Regions from separate parts of the Homo sapiens genome. Here region 2 is linked to region 1. The links are chromatin loops, found by intact Hi-C in ENCODE. Cell type or tissue: mammary epithelial cell. All regions are shown on one strand. Links, peaks and the distances in the headings refer to the core of each region. The heading gives the core; the rest is flanking DNA.

Evidence for each region. A loop is a pair of places that touch in the nucleus more often than their neighbours do. Peaks named below come from ENCODE experiments on the same cell type or tissue, not always from the same donor. Only the 100,000 strongest peaks of a DNase experiment are listed, where the experiment ranks them.
Region 2: a loop joins it to region 1, with 4 times the contacts of the local background. A loop is called at or near these places in 5 of 110 quality-filtered maps.

What each region holds. Positions count from the first base shown.
Region 1 is chr6:7,300,203-7,304,202 of GRCh38, reverse strand. SSR1 (signal sequence receptor subunit 1) reads left to right here. Exons shown (of 8, transcript NM_003144.5): 3 at 566-653; 4 at 2,631-2,893. Among named protein-coding and RNA genes, the nearest start is that of SSR1, 11 kb to the left of the region's middle. In mammary epithelial cell, for the core only: no CTCF peak of the experiment used is centred there; no DNase peak of the experiment used is centred there.
Region 2 is chr6:7,558,213-7,564,561 of GRCh38, reverse strand. It overlaps DSP (desmoplakin), which reads right to left. Exons shown (of 24, transcript NM_004415.4): 3 at 6,298-6,349; 4 at 5,162-5,336; 5 at 1,782-1,910; 6 at 776-826. Among named protein-coding and RNA genes, the nearest start is that of DSP-AS1, 18 kb to the right of the region's middle. RefSeq lists an enhancer at 2,060-3,635. In mammary epithelial cell, for the core only: no CTCF peak of the experiment used is centred there; DNase peaks (open chromatin) are centred at 2,941 and 4,721; H3K27ac peaks cover 3,499 bases.

The DNA of each region.
Region 1 (4,000 bases), core at 1-4,000:
AGCTTTGGCATTTTCTGGGTGCTTGTTAGAAAGAGAATGATAGGCTTTGCCCTAGACCTGAATTAGATCTGCAACATCCCCAAAGAATTGGTAGGCACATTACTGTTCAAGAGGCACTGCTCCAAAAGTTCTGTTTTAATTAATGAGGTATGATGAAATTCTTATTGCTAATCCCAGCAAAGCTGTAGAGAAGCAATATTTCTTCCTAACATAAAGTGAAGTCTTTATTTCTTTTTTTTGAGTCGGAGTCTTGCATTGGGGCATTCTCAGCTCATACAACCTCTACCTCCCGGATTCAAGCGATTCTCCTGCCTTAGCCTTCCGAGTAGCTGGGATTACAGGCATGTGCCACCACACCTGGCTAATTTTTGTATTTTTAGTAGAGAACGGGGTTTCGCCATGTTGGCCAGGCTGGTCTCGAGCTCCTGACTTCAGGTGATCTGCCTGCCTCGGCCAAGTGCTGAGATTATAAGTGTGAGCCACCGTGCCCGGCCAAATCTTTATTTTTAAATAATGATTTTTTTTTCTCCCATAGTAATCTCCTCTTAATTGTTCTTTTTCTTAGGTAGAAGATAAAGAGGAAGAAGATGTGTCTGGTGAACCTGAAGCTTCACCGAGTGCAGATACAACTATACTGTTTGTAAAAGGAGAAGGTAATACAGAAGTATTAGTTTTAATTCAGATGTAGGCATTTTAAAACGATGAGCTTGTTCATATATATCTGAATACCCATATCTGTAAAGTAATATTGTTGGCATTTAAAGGGAATACGTAGGTGATATAGACACAATAAAAAATAAACCAAGGGGAAAAAATAAAATAAATACTACCTAGTTTAACTAGAAATTGACTGTCCTTTTCAAAGATTTTGTTTTTGAGACAGGGTCTGGCTCTGTCACCCAGGCTGGAGAGCAGTGGCCCCCTCTCGACTCACTGCAACCTTCACCTCCCAGGTTTAATCGATTTTCCTGCCTCAGCCTCCTGAGAAAGATGATGTTTTAAAACTTCTTTAAACTGCCACAGCAAAGTAACTTTGTCTTTTTTTTTTTTTTTTTTTTTTTTTTAAGATGTAGTCTCGCTCTGTCACCCAGGCTGGAGTGCAGTGGTATGATCTCGGCTCACTGCAACCTCCGAGGCCTCCCGGTTTCAAGCGATTCTCCTGCCTCAGCCTCCCTAGTGGCTGGGATTACAGGCACGTGCCACCACGCCTGGCTAATTTTTTGTATTTTTAATAGACAGGGTTTCACCATGTTGGTCGGGCTGGTCTCGAACTCCTGACCTCGTGATCTGTCCGTCTCGGTCTTCCAAAGTGCTGGAATTACAGGCATGAGCCACCGCGTCTGGCCCTTTGTCACATTTTGAGTGTTAACCATTAATGAGATACTTAATTTTTCCAATATGGTCTAGGTTAGAGCCTAGGATTTTTTGTTTGTTTGTTTTTTGAGATGGAGTCTTGCTCTGTTGCCAGGCTGCAGTGCAGTGGTGTGATCTCGGCTCACTGCAACCTCTGCCTCCCAGGTTCAAGTGATTCTCCTGACTCAGCCTCCTGAGTAGCCAAGACTACAGGCACGCTCCATCACGCCCAGCTAATTTTTGTATTTTTAGTAGGGATGGGGTTTCACCATGTTGGCCAGGATGGTCTCAATCTCCACCTCATGATCCGCCCGCCTCTGCCTCCTGAAGTACTGGGATTACAGGTGTGAGCCACCACACCCGGCCAGTGCCTAGGTTTTATTAAAAGAAAATAATTATGGCTGATAATTTATTGAGGGCTATATTCTCAATACTTGGCATGTATTATTTAGTTCTGACAAACCCACTGAGCGTAGTCATTGTCGAACTGAAGTTTGGAGAAGAAACTGGTCAGGGCTCCCAGTTCATAAATAGATTGGAGAACACAGGATCCAGACCTAGATCTGTTGGCCCCATAGCCTGTGCTGTACTCAGTGAAACTCAGCTTTGTAGACTACTGTATAATTATTGAAGACTTAATATTGAAAGTTATGAATTTTCTTGGTCTTCTTACATTTTCTGTTTTATTCTCATGTGCTTTTGAACTTTATGCCTGTAGGAAGTATAATTTTATTATGCTTTTTTTCTTCCATTTTTGTAGCTACATCCTTGGGTCTTAACCTTCAAATTTGCATTTTGATTAATTGCTTAACGTGGATTGGGATTGCCTGATTAATTTTTACGTTCTAACAGATGCTAGTTTTCAGATGAAACTCTTGGACTTTATCTTTTCTTCATTCTTCTATTTACCTGCACAGATAACACTAAGCTGGAGGTGAAGGTGACTTCACCAACACACGTAACCCTGCTGCTTGATTATTTCACTGCCAAAAATACGCAACTCTTTTTTACCACATGATTTGGATGTGATCTGGTCTGAAATTGAGACGCTTATTGAATGCTTATGTGGGAGTGCTAGCGTACAGACAAAAGGGTTTCAGCCTATACAGCAACTTGAACCAATTTCTCGTTAGTAGGTGACTGGAGTGCTCTATTGGAAGGGATTCTGACACCAAAGTCCACAGGAAAGGGTGCCAGAATCCATTAGTAATGCCTTTTTAAATATTTTGTGCTCTTTCCATGTGTTCTAATTTTTTTGTCTCTATTTTGTTTCTCAGATTTTCCAGCAAATAACATTGTGAAGTTCCTGGTAGGCTTTACCAACAAGGGTACAGAAGATTTTATTGTTGAATCCTTAGATGCCTCATTCCGTTATCCTCAGGACTACCAGTTTTATATCCAGAATTTCACAGCTCTTCCTCTGAACACTGTAGTGCCACCCCAGAGACAGGCAACTTTTGAGTACTCTTTCATTCCTGCAGAGCCCATGGGCGGACGACCATTTGGTTTGGTCATCAATCTGAACTACAAAGATTTGAACGTAAGATCCTCTAAACCTTCTTTTTGTTTAAGTTAGAGATGGATGGGGGCGGTGACGTTGTTTAATAGAATATATCTGTTCATTCAGTTGCCTGTTTTGTGGTTGAACCTGTGATAGCCACCAGGGAAGCAAAGATAAATTGCACGTTTCTTCTTCAAGTCTAATCCAGTGGGGGAGGCATATGAAAACAGGCACTAGAACATGCTGATAAGTGATGCATACTAGAGATAAGGGGAATAAGGTGCTATTGTGTGGGAGTGGAAGTGAAAATGGAGATGTAAGTAAAGCTATGAGCCGGATCTTAATGGGAAAAGGAGCAGTAAGACACACAATGGAGTCTACAGCTTATTCAGATGTTAAGATCTGTTGCTGGGTACAGTGGCTCACACCTGTAATCTCAGCACTTTGGGAAGCTGAGGTGGGTGGATCACCTGAGGTCGGGAGTTCGAGACCAGCCTGGCCAACCTGGTGAAACCCTGTCTCTACTAAAAATACAAAAATTAGCTGGGCATGGTGGCAGTCGCCTGTAATCCCAGCTACTCGGGAGGCTGAGGCAGGAGAATCACTTGAACCTGGGAGGCGGAGGTTGCAGTGAGCTGAGATCGCACCATTGTACTCCAGCCTGGGCCACAGAGTGAGACTCCATCTCAAAAAAAGAATAAAAGATCTGTCAAATAATTTGTTTTGTACCTCCTTTTGTTGCTTGCATTTTGCCCATTTTACTACTTCTGTTTGTAAATTTAAAGACTGTCTATAATTGTTTTCCCATCATTTTATGTACTCATAGATAAAATAGAACCATATATTTTCAATGTAGTTTCAGCAGCAAGGTTTATCATTTACTTTTTGATTTAGGAGAACCAAATGTCCTAATATAAGCTCTGATGCCTTATGATTTTTAATAATGTATACTATATATCAGTCATCAATGACTGAATGAGAGAACCCTAGTAGAAATAGGTCCTCTAAATGAGAGCACATCTAAACCATTCCTCTGTCAAAAAGTTTTCAGACGAGGAAATTTTATTTTCTCTTGGAAGCTAATTCAACCTTTTCATTACCCTGGTGTTAACATGTTTACCTTGTGTCTGAGTTAAATTTCTAGTG
Region 2 (6,349 bases), core at 2,350-6,349, 260 kb before region 1:
TCAATAATTAGTTTTGGACTATAAGGGGGAAAATGGACTGTTAGAGAAATCAAGCTTTTCCTACCTTCTCCCCAAAAATTCAAAGTGCCATAAGTCACACCCCAGCCCAATAGGAAAATCACTGTGTCACCACGAGTGACATTATTTAAAAAGTATCATTGCCAACAAGGAAACATTAAAAAGTAAAGATATGATGACACAAATAGGCAAAAGAATGGAAATCTCTCCTCTTATGAATCAAGTAACTGATATGACTGAGTGTCATAAAATTGTGATGACGATCTGGTAGACCTCTATCTTGAGAAAAATAACTTTTATTTTTGCTTACACTTCGTAAAAAAGACCACAATTCACAAGTGGCAACGTTTTCTTGCTTCAACTGCAAGTACTTAACAAGTGCCATTTATGTGACACAACTTGAAAACAGAACAGCAGTAGGGACTGACTTCTGAAAACAACTTTTAGGCCGGGCGCAGTGGCTCACGCCTGTAATCCCAGCACTTTGGAAGGCCAAGGCGGGCGGATCACTTGAGGTCAGGAGTTTGAGACCACCCTGGTTAACATGGTGAACATGGTGAAACCCTGTCTCTACTTAAAAGAAAAAAAGAAAAGAAAACAACTTTTAAAATTCACTTCTAAAGGAAACTCAGCAGCAGCAACAACATTAGCATCGATGAACAGGTGCCTCCCCGCCAGGATGTGCTTGATATTTCTTGAACTGAATTGAATTGGAAACAACAGAAAGTCGATGCACTTGAGAAATAAATCAGCTTACCAGCAGGTTTTCATACTCCTCCTCCAACTGGTAGATCGCAGATTTCTCGCGCTAGAAGACAACAAAAAGCAGGTAGATATAAATCCCCTTGTGGATTGTATAGAAAAGAGTGGCCCTTCTAAGCCTCCTTTTCTTCAGATACTGGCCTCAGATCCCTCCATAGAAAGAAAGAATTACTAGCTCTATGAGATATTTCACCCATGGGGACTTTTTCCTAGGCGGTTGGAAAGCAAACCCTTGCTGGCCTGGCAGCACCGTCTCCACAAAGGAAAGCCCAGATCAGGGTCACTTAAAGACTCACGTGTTAGAAAATTGTCTTAAAGTTTAAAGACATCATTTAGGATTCCCTAGGTCTTAGAGAAATGAAGGAGAAAGTTGGTCAGGGGCTCAGGTGGACAAAAGTAAGCCCCAAAAAGCCAGAAGAAGAAATGAGGATGAGAAGCTATGGTCTCAGGTAAAAAAAAAAAAAAAAAGTTTAGTGATTTACAAGTGTAGAGACCTGCGGGAAACTAAGCACTTAAGATCAGTTATGATTTTATGCTGTAATTCTCAACCCAGTTTCAAGTCTGACTTTTTTCAGCATGGGAGCGGGTGTCGGGATGACATATGGCTTTGCTCAGTAGAAATAATGTTTTAATTACCACCTAGGAAAGGATTCACCAATGACACAAACTACTGTATAAGACTGTTGCATTTCCCCTATTCAAAAAGATGTTCTGCTTACCGCAGAAACAAACTGCCACCCCTAAAGAGACTTATTCACAAACTGCAAATGAGTGTTTGCACAACCTCAGCCTCTGGTTTAACTCCTCTTCAAGTGTTAACATAATCTCTAATAGGGCTACTGATTCCACTTCCCCATTTAAGAAGTGGGATTTCTAAACATTTCCAGTCTTCTGGGAAAGAAATAATAGCAATGTTTCAGAAGAAACTCCCTGGGATTGAGTAATTACACGATCCTTCGGTAGATATTTTGAAGACTCTAAAATGAAACACAGACAAGTACCAGGTCGGCTTTGATTTTGTCCAGCTGCCAGCGATAGTCGCCGATGGAGTTGTGGATGCCCCGGTGGCTGTTAATGTGCTGCTCCACTGAGGCCAGGTCCACACCCCAGGCCACCATGTCCATCTCCGCCTGCGACACAAAGACAAAGAGAGGCGCCCTTTGTTGTTGCCCCTTTGCACCTGTTTCACTTACGCACACCATCACGGCTTTACTTCAGATAGAACCAAAGATGTAAATATGGAGTATTTTTGAAGCCAGAATATTTTTTAAAGGTTCCCAAATGGCTAATGCAGGGTTGCCAAATACTTCCCTCAACTTGCTTGACCCCAGCTCAAGATGGGCAGAGAAGGAAATTTAGAAATGGGAACCTGAAAACCAAGATCATGTCTTCTGAAAAAAAAAAAAAACCAAATCTACCTGTGCACAGGCAAGCAAGCATGTGCACAGAACATATGTGTGCATATATATGTATGATATGTTATAAAATACTCATTTAATCATTCTTAAATGTGCATAAAAAAATCATTAAATAAATGCAATCATACACTGTTCCCCAAACTAAATAGTCAACCTAAAAGCATCTTTCATTGTTTATTTCTTTATATTGTCTTGATGGATGTAATTATTGGCTTTTTAAAATCCAGGATATACCATTCCCTTTTAGGATGCAAAACTCCCTATGGGCCACTTCAAAGGGAAGTCACTATATCTACTCAAGGATTCAATTTCCATGAGTGTTGGCAATATTAGGATTGTGGACTTAAGTTACCTTTTTTAAAAAATTAAATCTGACTAAATTTATTATTTGAGCCTCAAATTTAAGAATGTTTCACAATAAGAATCACACACACTGTTCCGCCAGTTCCACACTGGGGCAAGTCCATTATCTCACCCTTCTTTTGCATGAGTACATGTAAATTTCCAAATCACCTGTGTCATCTCTTGGACATGCCAAGGGCAAACATTCCAATCTGGGATTGCAGCAAGAACATAAAACACATTGTTCTAAGCCACATCCATGTTCTAATACACTTGGCAAGGCTTCAGAAAGGGGAGCCATTTCAGAGTCAGACAACAGAAGGTTACCCGGGACTTTGACCCTTCTCTCCCACAGCTGTCTCGGCTTTAAACCAGAGACAGCCAGGTGCGTGCAGTGGGACATTAGCAACGTGACCAGGCTCCAGCTCAGGCGTCTCATTACCAGCCAGGTGTATCGTATCTGACCTGTCCATCGGCAAACACAAATCGGGAAAACAAAACAAAAACCTGGCTCAGGAGTGCCTGCCTCCTGACTGGCTGCTGGGGCAACAGTTCCCTTATCAGCTGGGCCCTGCAGCTCAGTCTCCTGGGAATGAGGTAAAGCATGCAGGGGAACAAGCGATAAGAGGAAAGGAGCCACAGCAAATCCCAGAGCGAACCTGCAGTAAGCAATCAAACAGCTTTTAGTTTGTTTGCAACCATGAGGGCTGCGTGCCTAACCCGGAAAGCATCGCTTATCAATTGCTTCTGTTAGAAAACGACATAAAACTGGCTGGGCGTGGTGGCTCACACCTGTAAACCCAATACTTTGGGAGGCCAAGGCGGGCGGATCACAAGGTCAGGAGTTCGAGATCAGCCTGACCAATATGGCAAAACCCCCGTCTCTACTAAAAATGCAAAAAATCAGCTTGCCATGGTGGCACACGCCTGTAGTCCCAGATACTCGGCAGGCTGAAGCAGGAGAATTGCTTGAACCCGGGAGATAGAGGTTGCAGTGAGACGAGATCATGCCACTGCACTCCTGCCTGGGCAACAGAGTGAGACTCCCTCTCAAAAAAAAAAAAAAGAAAATGACATAAAACTGAATTCATGTGGTAATACTTTTCCAAAATTTAAAGACATTGAGCATTTACTACATTCTTAAGCTACACCCAACATAAATACAAAAAAATGACAAATTACAGGCTGTCTTTTTTTATAACTGTCATACTAAGAAAACTTTAGGAGATATGACATTTCAAACTAATTTGATTGGAAGGCTGTTTTGCCCATCATTGTGGATCCTTAAGATGTAGTTAAGCCCCATCAGCTCCGCTATGTCTTCCTGTGACTGTTCCACTCCACAGGAGCTGGCCACCCTCCCCTCTAACTAAGCAAGAATGTATTATAGCTGATCTAGACAGAAATTTGGCATTTGAGCGTATGCATCTTGTTTTCTTCGATAACATTCATTTTCAGGACTAGGGACCATAATCTTTGTACCCTTGGGTGGCACTACATATAAAATCCTCAAGAAATGTGCTCGAAGATTAGAAGGAAATTTGAAAAACATACAAATAGATTTGTATTTAGGTTTCTGATATTTTAACTGACTTTTGTTCTTTCTAAGCCTTACCTTCTGTAATAGCTTATATTCTTTATAATAAATGGGAGAAAAAGGTAACTGAATGAATGAATAAATGTTTAGTCACTGAAGTCCTCACTACTTAGGAAAGAATACACAAAAATTTTAAAGGAGTTGAGAAATTTTAGAACCACTGCTGAATTAGTCTAACAACTAATCAAACCAAGCTTTCTTACAACCACATCTAAATTGCATAACAATCTCTCCACAACTTATCACTCTAACACATCCACATTCTCAAGGGAAGGGTTAGGAGTAGGTTTTCATTATAAAATTCCCATCTACATGATTGTGGCATATTTCTACCACCACCTGTTCATTATAGGACATAATGACTACATGAAACAACACAACAATCATTAGTCTTGAAAAATACTTTGCAGAAACTCCAGTTCTAGGGAAAGGATCAGCATATCCTTCCAACATTATTTTGCTTCACTCCCACACTGGTGACGTGATGGTTGCACAATGAGACAACTGAGACTTCAAAAGTCTAAGGTAAGCAACCAATGAGCCTAAACCAGAATGGCTAGTTTCACTGTTTCCAGCTCCTCCAATCTATGACCATTTTAAATGAACTGCCACAATGGGCTTTTTTTCAAGTACCTATGAGTAAAACAGATGAGGTCAGTTGCCACTCACATAGAACAATGAAGTTATTTAGCACATAAACTCCCACAACAGATCTTTCCGGTGGTCAATATAAGAACTGGATATTCAAAGTCTACTAACTAAATTACACATGTTAAATATGACCTGTGTGATAAAGGATGACTATAAAGCAATGAGGCTGATTCCCCAAGCCACACTGAAATCTCATTCATTCCAAAATAGAAGACCACTTTTCAAATTGTATAGGAGGAAAATCCTGCAAACAGCAAGCTGCTGCCGCCACCTGAGGTCTAGAAGACTCTTTGTCACACAAACACATGGGCTGACCCCATCGTGCTGGAACGTCTGGCCTGCACAGGTTTGGGCTGTTCAAGAAGCTGCTTACCCTTTGCTGCCTCATCCACCCCAAACATTCACTGGTGACATGTTTGGTGAACTCATCCCAGCCAGAGCCACTCTGACAAGTGTAGCCTCCACCACCCTTGGAGCTGGCCCTGCGGACTCGAGGGACACTGATGGCTTTATAAAGGGCTCGCATTTGCTCTTGGAGCTGAAGAAGCCTGCAAAGAAAAAAACCTTTAAACCACTGCAGGAAAACAGCCTATGAAAACCCGTTCTGGGCAAATTTCCCCTTTTCTGAGTCTTTTGTGTCAATAGAGAAGCTACAAATGTTTTATGGTATTTGAAGATTTTTTTTTCTTTACCCCAGGACTTAAGTCTTAATCACATACAAAAAATTAAATCTTAGGAAGAGGTTCAAAGTGCGTAACAGCATAGAAAGCGTCACTGCCTTTGCCTAACCTGGGAGCAACTTTCATTTTCTCTTGCGTTTTGTCCTGGGAGTTTTCCTAGTACCCTGGGCCCCAGGTAGTAGTAGAACAAATTCAGACTACATTTTTCTGCCTTATAGTCTTTGTTTCCAACTCTAAGGGTCTCATTTTTATATTTATTAAACTAAGCTTGACTTGATATTAGACCCTTAAGTGATTCACACCTGTAATCCCAGCACTTTGGGAAGCACAAGACGGAGGATTGCTTGAGCCTAGGACTTCGAGATCAGCCTAAGCAACATGGCAAAACCCTGTCTCCACAAAAAATTTTTTTTTAATTTGCTAGGTATGGCACATGCCGATAGCCCAACTACTTGATAGGCTGAAGTGGGAGGATTGCTTGAGCCCAGGAGGTTGAGGCTGCGGCGAGCCACATTTGTGCCACTGCACTCCAGCCTGGGTGACAGAGCGAGACCCTGTCTCAAAAAAAAAAAAAAAAAAAAAAAAAGTCAAATGCCATGCCAAAGGGCTTTCTGTCCTCTAAAGGGAGGTACAGTTAACACCTATAATGAAATGGTCACTTTGTATTAGAGATACATAATAAAGTTGCAAAATACCAAGTAAGCAAACCTTTCCTTGGGAACATTTGTGCTGCCTTCAAAGGAAGCCCTGGGTCATGGAATTGAGTGTAACTGGTTATGTGGTGTTCTTTTTCATGGGGACTGCCCGATCCATGCTCTGTGGACAATACCTTTTCTGGTAAGCATCACAGGGCTGGCCCATCTGCCGCATCTCTCTGATCA